2 separate regions of the Homo sapiens genome follow, and region 1 is linked to region 2. The links are chromatin contacts, found by Hi-C or POLR2A ChIA-PET in ENCODE. All regions are on one chromosome and are shown on one strand. Each heading gives the region's core, a stretch centred on a gene start or an enhancer-like site at or near the end of the contact. The rest is flanking DNA. Distances are from core to core; before and after follow the strand shown. Region 1 has its middle 21 kb from the start of DBI. Region 2 overlaps C2orf76 (chromosome 2 open reading frame 76).

Region 1 (4,333 bases), core at 857-3,356, 49 kb after region 2:
TTTACTTTAGTTGCATTATCTTTTTTTTCTTTTAAAAAAAAACATTTTGTAGGAATGGGGTTTTTCTGTTTTGTCTACACAGTTCATAGCCCTGCCTTACAACTACACTTTCGGGAAGTTTTATAATGCATCTGCCCCAGCCGAATGCAGGCAGAGCCCTGCTCTTCAGCAGTAGGCTTTGTTCCGCCTACCCACAGACTCAACATTTCCATCAGTACGAATCTAAACTGGAACCTGCACTGTCTTTACAGTATAAGCAAAAAATTTGCAAATTTTGCCATATTCTTGGACAGACTGTAAAAAAGATTTTTAAAAAAAGAAAAGAAGGCAAGGAGCAGTGGCTCACGCCTATAATCCCAGCACTTTGGGAGGCTGAGGCAGGCAGATCACCTGAGGTCGGGAGTTCGAGAAACTTTAGTAGAGACGAGCTCGTCTCTACCAAAAATACAAGCATGCCTGTAATCCCAGCTACTCGGGAGGCTGAGGCAGGAGAATCACTTGAACCCCAGAGGCGGAGGTTGCAGTGAGCCGAGATGGCACCATTGCACTACAGCCTGGGCAAAAAGCAAAACTCCATCTCAAAAAAAAAAAAAGAAAAGAAAGAAAAGAAAAAAGATTTGCAAATTGATTTTTCATCTCTTTCTTTCTTTTTAATTTTAATATAGCAAGCTTATCCTTAAGCAAATTGATTTTTAAGAGATATTAAACAAGCCTTGGCAATATTGCCTTCTCAATCCCCAGAGAGAAATCTTCACATCCCATCTCCAAACTGCTGCATTTTAAGAAATATTTTTCCAAATATGAAAAACAATATGCATGCATTGCAGAAAACTTAGAAAATATTGAAAACTATAAAAAGAGAACAAATAATCTCTCATAATCATTTAGCACATAATGGGAATCATACTGTGTATAAAGTTCTAAACCTGATTTTTCTCCCCTAAAGTATATCATGAAAAATGTCTGCATAATATTTGCATCGCATTGTTAAACTATAATTTAATTAGTACACTATAAGCAATACCCTATTTTTCCTGTTATTATAATAATTTGTTAAACTTTTTTTTTTTTTTTTTTTTGAGACGGAGTCTCGCCCTGTCGCCCAGGCTGGAGTGCAGTGGAGCGATCTCGGCTCACTGGCTCACTGCAAGCTCCGCCTCCCGGGTTCACACCATTCTCCTGCCTCAGCCTCCCAAGTAGCTGGGACTACAGGTGCCCGTCACCACGCCCGGCTAATTTCTTTTTGTATTTTTAGTAGAGACAGGGTTTCACCGTGTTAGCCAGGATGGTCTCGATCTCCTGACTTTGTGATCTGCCCGCCTCGGCCTCCCAAAGTGCTGGGATTCCTCGCCCAGCCTGTTAAATATCTTTATACATGGATCTTTGAAAACATTTTTTTTGCCCCTAGAATAGATATACTCTTGGATATAACTTATTGAGTAAAAATGTATGATCTTTTATACATATTGTTAAATTATTTTTGTAAAAACCTGTTACTAGTAATGTATAAAAGTGCCCTCTCACCAACTTCTTGCTAGCACTGAATATTATTATTTTAAACATTGTTGTTTTTATAATTCAGCCGGTAAGTTGTAGCTTGCAGTTTCAGGCTCCCTTGAAAGTGAAAAAGGTTTGATGGCTGCCTTCTCCAGGATTCTCTTTAGCGGCCTCTGCTGCTTCAGAGGCAGTCTTTCTCTCTCTATCGCTCTCTCTCTCTCCCTTGGGGCCATCTTGCATAATTTCTGGTTTCCTCCTTCCTGTTGTATTTTGGAGTTCTTCCCACAGACTTTTTCTTTTTCAGTCCCAGCTCTCCACTTCAAAGTCTACTTCTGCCAGGGTGCAGCAGGTCAGATGTTTTCCATTAACTAAGGTAGTATATGTTAAATGGTTAACCCAGAACCCTCTGGAGTCAGCAGAGGTGTTGAGTGGAGCTGTGCCTGCCAGGAAATGCCCCCTTATCCTCATTTCTGCCCATTGGGCAGAGCAGCATTTTCCGCTTGGCAGAGCAGGCCTGATGCAGCGCTCAGAGGGAACCAAGCCAGTGCTGGCATTGCTGCCAATAGCTACTGAGGAAGCAATCTCCTTAACGATACATGTGATCAAGACTCAAAAGCTTAAAAGAGAACCTGTAGATCTTGCGTGGGCAGAGGCCATGAGTCATCTAGAAATGGTGTTTGGGGCTGTGAGCAGATGACACCATTTCCAGTGGAGACAGTCACGGGACAGACTGCAGGACAGAACTGGGACCTGGGATCTGCAGAAGCCACATGATGGAGTGATAAGACCACCTGGCCTGGGCCAGGACGCAGACCATTCTTTTAGCCACACCAAACTTTAAAGGACTTTCCATTTGTTATTTCTCTCCATTTTATTATGAAAATAAGTTGAAAGAATTTTCCAGCAAACACCCATGTGTCCACTACATAGATTTTCTCACAGCATTTTACACGAATTGCTTTTTTTTTTTTTTTTTTAACATTTTGTAGAGATGGGGTTTTGCTATTTTGCCCAGGTTGGTCTCAAATCCTGGGCCTCAGGCAATCCTCCTGCCTCGGCCTCCCAAAGTGCTGGGATTACAAGCATGAGTCACTGCACCGGGCTGCATTATCATATATTAATCCACCTATCCATCATCCCTCTATCTCTCAAGCAATCTAAATTATTTTTTCTGTGAATATCAAAATAAGTTGCCGATGTCAGTATGCTTCCCCAAAAAACTGAATCATGTATATTATTAATCAAAGTTCAGTATTTATTTACAGTCCATTATTTCCTTAGGGAAAGATTTATATACCACAGATTGCATGCAAAAACGTGTACTGTGTGATGTTTTAACAAATGCATATACTTGTACAACCCAGATCCCTATCGAAATATAGAACATTACATCCAGAAATTTCCTTCATGCCCCTTCCCAGTCAATATCTGTCATCATGGTCCTAGAGGCAAATTCTGCTCTGGCTTTTTCTACCGCAGATTAGTTTTGCCTGTTCTACAACTTCCTATAGATGAAATTATATATTTGTATTTTTGTGTGTGAGACTTCTTTTACTCCATCTAAGGACACTTTACTATGTAGGAGGAAACTGGCAAACTATAGGGCCTGCCAGGATCCTGTTTTTTGTTTAGGAACAGAGAAAACCTTTTTTCCTAAATCGAATTTTAAGTGACAGTAAGAAACACCATTAAGGGGGCAAAGGTTTCCTATCTCATTCTATGGAGCCAGCACTGCCCTAACACCAAAACCAAACAAAGACATTACAAGAAAAGAAAACTGCAGACCAGTATCTTTTATGAGCATAGATGCAAAATCCTCAACAAAATATTAGCAAATTGAATCCAACAGTTTGATAGAAAAGTGTAACTGACTTTGGGAGGCTGAGGCAGGCAGATCACTTGAGCTCAGGAGTTTGAGACCAGTCTGGGCAACATGGCAAAACCCCACCTCTACTAAAAATACAAAAATTAGCTGGGTATAGCGGTGCACTCCTCTAATCTCAGCTACTGGGGAGGCTTAGGTGGATGGATTGCTTGAGCCTGGGGAGGTTGAGGCTGCGGTGAACCGAGATCATGCCACTGCACTCCAGCCTGGGCAACAGAGCGAGACACTGTCTCAAACAAAACAAAACAAAAAAAAACAAAAGAAAGAAAAGTGTAATCACCCAACAGGTTCTCCTTGCCCACTGCCTAGAGAGAGCTGATTTATCAAGACAGGGGAATTGCAATAGTTTAATTCTCACAGAGCCAGCTGTATGGGTGACTGCAGTTTTATTATTATTCGAATCAGTCTCCCAGAAAGCTAGGGGATCAGGGTTTTTAAGGATAATTTGGTGGGCAGGGGGTCAGAACATGGGAGCACTGACAGGTTGAGTTGGAGATGAAATCATAGGGAGCTGTGCTCTTGTGCTGAGTCAGTTCCTGGATGGGGGCCACAAGACCAGATGAGCCAGTTTCTCGATCTGGGTGGTGCCAGCTGATCCATTGAGTGCAGGGTCTGATCTTAGGTTTTGCAATAGTAATATTATCCCCAGGATAATTTGGGAGGTTTAGAATCTTGCAGCCTCTAGCAGCGTGACCCCTAAACCATAATTTCTAATCTTGTGGCTAATCTGTTAGTCCTGCAAAGGCAGTCTAGTCCCCAGGCAGGAAGCGGATTTGTTTTGGAAGAGGGCCGTTATCATCTTTGTTTCAAAGTTAAGCCATAAACTAAGTTCCTTCCAAAATTAGTTTGGCCTGCACCCAGGAATGAACAAGGACAGTTTGGAGGTTAGAAGAAATATGGAATCAGTTAGGTCAGATCTCTTTCACTGTCATAATTTTCTGTTCTAATTTT
Region 2 (4,344 bases), core at 262-2,761:
GAAAAAAGACATCTTCCCCTGCCATTGCAGCAGCTTGAAAATACATCTTATTCTCAAGGACTTCAAGAACCTAGTCTGTACTGTACAAAGAACATCATAGCACTTGCTGTGTCAACATTAAGAAACACTGTAATCCACAATACACACAAAGATTATAAAATAAAAAAGTACGGATTTGTTTCTATTTCAAACTCTGACTATGCTTTGGGTAATGACCTTTCAAAAGCAGGACACTTTCTAATTGACACTGTCAGAGACCAGGAAGTGCCCCCCAAAATATGCCTCTTTAGCTAAGGATTTTTTTTGAGCTAAAGGCAATTAAGCAGCAGCAGATGGAGGAAAGCTCTCGGCCCTCCGTTTGCCTAAAATCAGGACATATAATAGATTTACAAAGAGAAAAGGTATCCTGCCCACCTCTCTCCCAAGGAAAACAAAGGTTAATCACTGAAGACAACTTTAGACCCCTATCAGTCTGGAGACAGCACAAGAGAATCCACATTAACGAGCTTTACTAACTAGCCTTAGTATTCAGTTTCCCACAAGTTGTCACCCTGAGAGATTTAGAGTTCATTTCCTTTGTCTTGTCACTTCTCTAAAATTTTACTGTTCTTTGTTGAGGATGCTACCTAATCTGGGGGAGTGAGGAGAATGAGAGAGAAAGGGGAAGAGGAGAGAGGGGAGAGAGTGAGGAATTGTTTCAAGGTGAGCAGGTCTATGTGAACCTGCCCCAGAAAGTCCGAGGAAACTGAGAGGCTGAAGAAAGAGGCTGACATATTCAGTTTCTTAGAAAGACATATTTAATAGGAACTTACAAACAGAAGCCATGTCTGTGTCTCAGGCTTTGGCAGGACAAGACAAGGGATCCACGCACCACTACCCCCCAGACCCAGGGCTTATATCATAGGGAAAGGGTGATCTGAAGGGATGTGTAGGGCAAGCAAAGTACAATAACATCAAGGTTGCTTGACCTAAGGTCAGGATTTATAGTAAGTACCTGTTCTTACATAGGGAATAGTAGATAACCTGGAAATCTTAGAGGTATCTTGAAACTGGGGCTAATGAGAAGTCAATATGGCAGATCAGTATCCAAGATGGAGTTGCTTTGGCCTCCGCAGGAATAAAACAAACATAGCAAAATGTTAACACAAGGAATCTGTGTGAAGAACATCCAGGAATTCTTTGTCTTGTTCTTGCAACTTGTCTATGAGTTTGAAATCATGTCAAAGTAAAAAAATTACATTGGATATAAAGCAATACCTTTGTCAAAAGCAATGGAACTATACAAGAAATCTGCAGATTGCACCATATGTAAATAACACTTCAATTAAAGTAATGAAACCTTATTTTAGATGTTTTCTCAAAGTTCGATGATTGGAACACTTCAATAATTAAAAATGGAGAAGAGAAACCCATTGAGGACATAACAGAATGAAGACTAACTTCATGCATACTTCTAGTTTGAAACAATCAACTAGCACCGCCGTTTCTGTGTCTGTGACCACAATTATCAGCAGCTCTCATGACTTCCTGCTGTACAGCCTCCGCTCCCCTCCCACCACACTTCCCCATGTGACCACCCCACACCCTCTGTGCTCAGCTGGGTACCACAATCAGCTACACTACACCCGCTTGCTAATCAACCTCCAAATACATAACCCCATTAACAACAAACCTAGATATTACTTTTAATTAAAAAAAAAAAAAAAGAAGCCAAAAATGACGGTCACAATCCCTCATGAGGACACAGACTATTCAGTGAGAATCCTTGAGGGAGGCCCTCTGCAGATGCCAGGGCCCAGAACCGGGGCTCGCCCAGCACCTGGCTTGGAACCCAGGTTAATCTTTCAAAGTACTTTAGGATTTGTTAAAGATTATTATTAATGTCATAGTCAGCTATTTTTAAAAACTACTAGTAAAACAAAATGGCTTTCACATCTCATACCTTGCTTTAGAAATACGATAAATTCCTTTACAGTTTGGTCCAAATTCACTCCGTGATACACTACAGGTTTGAAATTGCGATGTTCAAAGGAACGGATGAGGCGAACTGTGATGGTCACTTCTCCAGGAGCCATGTGAAGAAATTCCTGTGGCAAGAGACATGAGAACCATCTAAATGAAGCCAGCTCACAGTTGTCTACCAGCACCTAGCCTGCATCTCTATCAGCTCTCTGGCACCAGCCCCGCTCTTCCATGCTGCATGATCACTGACAGAGTTCCCAAACAGAAGCCAGGTTCCAGAGTCCCCAGAAGGGTCCCAGTGATTATACCCACCTATCCACTGCAATCCTGGACAGCTCTGTCACAGTCACAGATGTTCTGACCAGCAGAAAACTGACAGAGTACAGAAGATGAACCAAAGTAACACAGGGGCATGTGTACGTGTGGAAACAGAGAAGCAGGACGGCCGAACACAAACACACAGCAGACACACGCCTATTGTGGGTGCCCTATGTCCGTGGGCCCCTCAGCTGGCCCTGAGATGGAAGCACATTTACATTAGAATCAACTATCAACAGACAGCATTTCAATTTCATAAATGCTGCCAGATTTCAGGGCTTATTTAATTATATACGATGGTGTTACCGTCTTTCACATTACTAAAGCTGAGTATGTATAGTTCATCCTAAAACTAAGTACTAGGCACATGTACCAGGTCTTAATGTTATCTCATTTAATTCATTTAATTCTCTAAACAAAACATGAAGCATTTTGCCTCATGGTTTCGTGAGAGAATTAAATGAGATAACATTTTAAAGATGAGAAGACTGACTTGGAGAGATTGCATAAACTGCCCAAAATCATGAAGCTGGTAAATGATGGAGTCAGGATTCAAGCATCAATTTAATTGCAAAGTTCATGCTTTCTAATACACACACACACACACACACACACACACACACACACACACACACACAAATTGGAAAACCACCCCAAATTATTTCCTCCAAAAAATGTCTGCACAGTTGCCAATGTTTTTTTCATGCTTAAAAAATATTTTTGTTTTGAAATATTGTAAGCAAACAGTTAAAAAAAAAAAAAGAACTTGCTACACTACCCTGTCAAATCTTAACATTCTGATGCATTCTGAGTCTTTTAGGAAGAAAACACATCAGAAGCCCCATGTACCCTCCCCAATTCCATCAGCATTTTCTGCCCTGGGACGACAGAGCAGTGACTCGCACACACCATTCCAATACATAATTTTACACTCTAATTCATATCATTTGAATCTACAGAAAATAGACTATTATGCACAGCAGTAACAACACTTTCTATATTTTTTTTAATCTTGTTTTGTTTTGTTTGAGACAGGGTCTCACTCTGTCACCCAGGCTGGTCTCCAACTCCTGGGCTCAAGTGATCCTCCTGCCTTGGCCTCCGGAAGTGCTAGAATTATAGGTGTGAGCCACCATGCCCAGCAACACTTTCTGTTATATATCAGCAATGCTTACATGCCAGATACTACTCTAAGTGCTTAGCATTCATTAGATCATCGACTGCCCACTCACCTCCAATCACCCTGTGAGGTTGGTAAGATCATCTCATACAGAAAAAGTGAAACACAAATAGGCTGAAGTACTGTGCCCACAGATACACAGTATGGTTAACTTTACATACATGGTGTATTATAGGTAGCTTCCACAAGCCTTTCAGCATCGCTTTTCATTTATCTATGTTGAAAGATGTAACTCTAACTCTCACATTCACTTTCTGAAGTATCAAAAACGCATTTGTTTTAAAGATACGAGCAGGGCATAGTTCTATCTAGTAGCACCTACTTTGTGCTACTTACAACTTTGCATGTAACTTTAAACCATAATATACAATAAAAGTAAGTACTAGAAAAAAAATACCTGTAATACTGATAAATGTAAGGAAAGATATACAATATCACTAGTAGTCAGGGAAATTCAAAATAACAGTGAGACATATCACTCATCTAACTGATAAATTACAAAGTCTAACAATACCTACTATTGGCAAGGGTAGAGAACAATGAAAACCTCATCAGTGACGGCAGGGACTTAAAGGAGCAGTACTTTTGGAGACAATAAGGCGATCTTTAGTAAAACTGAAGATACATATACCTTTTGATCCTACAATTTCATTCATACATAGGTACCCTAAGGAATCTCACATATATATACAAGGAGGAACCATAAAATAACATTAATAGCAGTGTAATTTTTTAACTGCAAAAACTGGAAACAACTGTCCATCAACAGCAGAATTGATAAGTAAAGGATGGTGTACTCCTACGATAGAATATGACAAGCAATAGAAATGAATGGATTGAAGTACAAGCATTAAACATGGATAAATCTCAAAAATACTACCACG

Evidence for each region. Hi-C counts contacts between places; a loop is a spot of excess contacts on that map. ChIA-PET counts read pairs that join two places held with the same protein, here RNA polymerase II (POLR2A). Pooled maps may share reads with other maps.
Region 1: a loop to region 2 is called in a map with no recorded cell type, with 6 times the contacts of the local background. The contact joins two enhancer-like sites. A Hi-C loop is called at or near these places in 3 of 37 single-sample maps with no recorded cell type and 3 of 50 pooled maps. POLR2A ChIA-PET finds 5 or more read pairs at or near these places in 5 of 52 experiments (CD8-positive, alpha-beta T cell, Caco-2, GM12878 and 2 more).

Annotation. Positions count from the first base shown.
Region 1 is chr2:119,385,803-119,390,135 of GRCh38, forward strand. No RefSeq gene overlaps it. Among named protein-coding and RNA genes, the nearest start is that of DBI, 21 kb to the left of the region's middle. Within about 2 kb of position 2,107, at least 21 of the 41 ENCODE cell types and tissues checked have a DNase peak (open chromatin) inside an H3K27ac peak, as active enhancers do.
Region 2 is chr2:119,337,885-119,342,228 of GRCh38, forward strand. C2orf76 (chromosome 2 open reading frame 76) reads right to left here. Exons shown (of 6, transcript NM_001322331.2): 2 at 1,943-2,087. The coding sequence starts at 2,075. Among named protein-coding and RNA genes, the nearest start is that of C2orf76, 27 kb to the right of the region's middle. Within about 2 kb of position 1,512, at least 5 of the 41 ENCODE cell types and tissues checked have a DNase peak (open chromatin) inside an H3K27ac peak, as active enhancers do.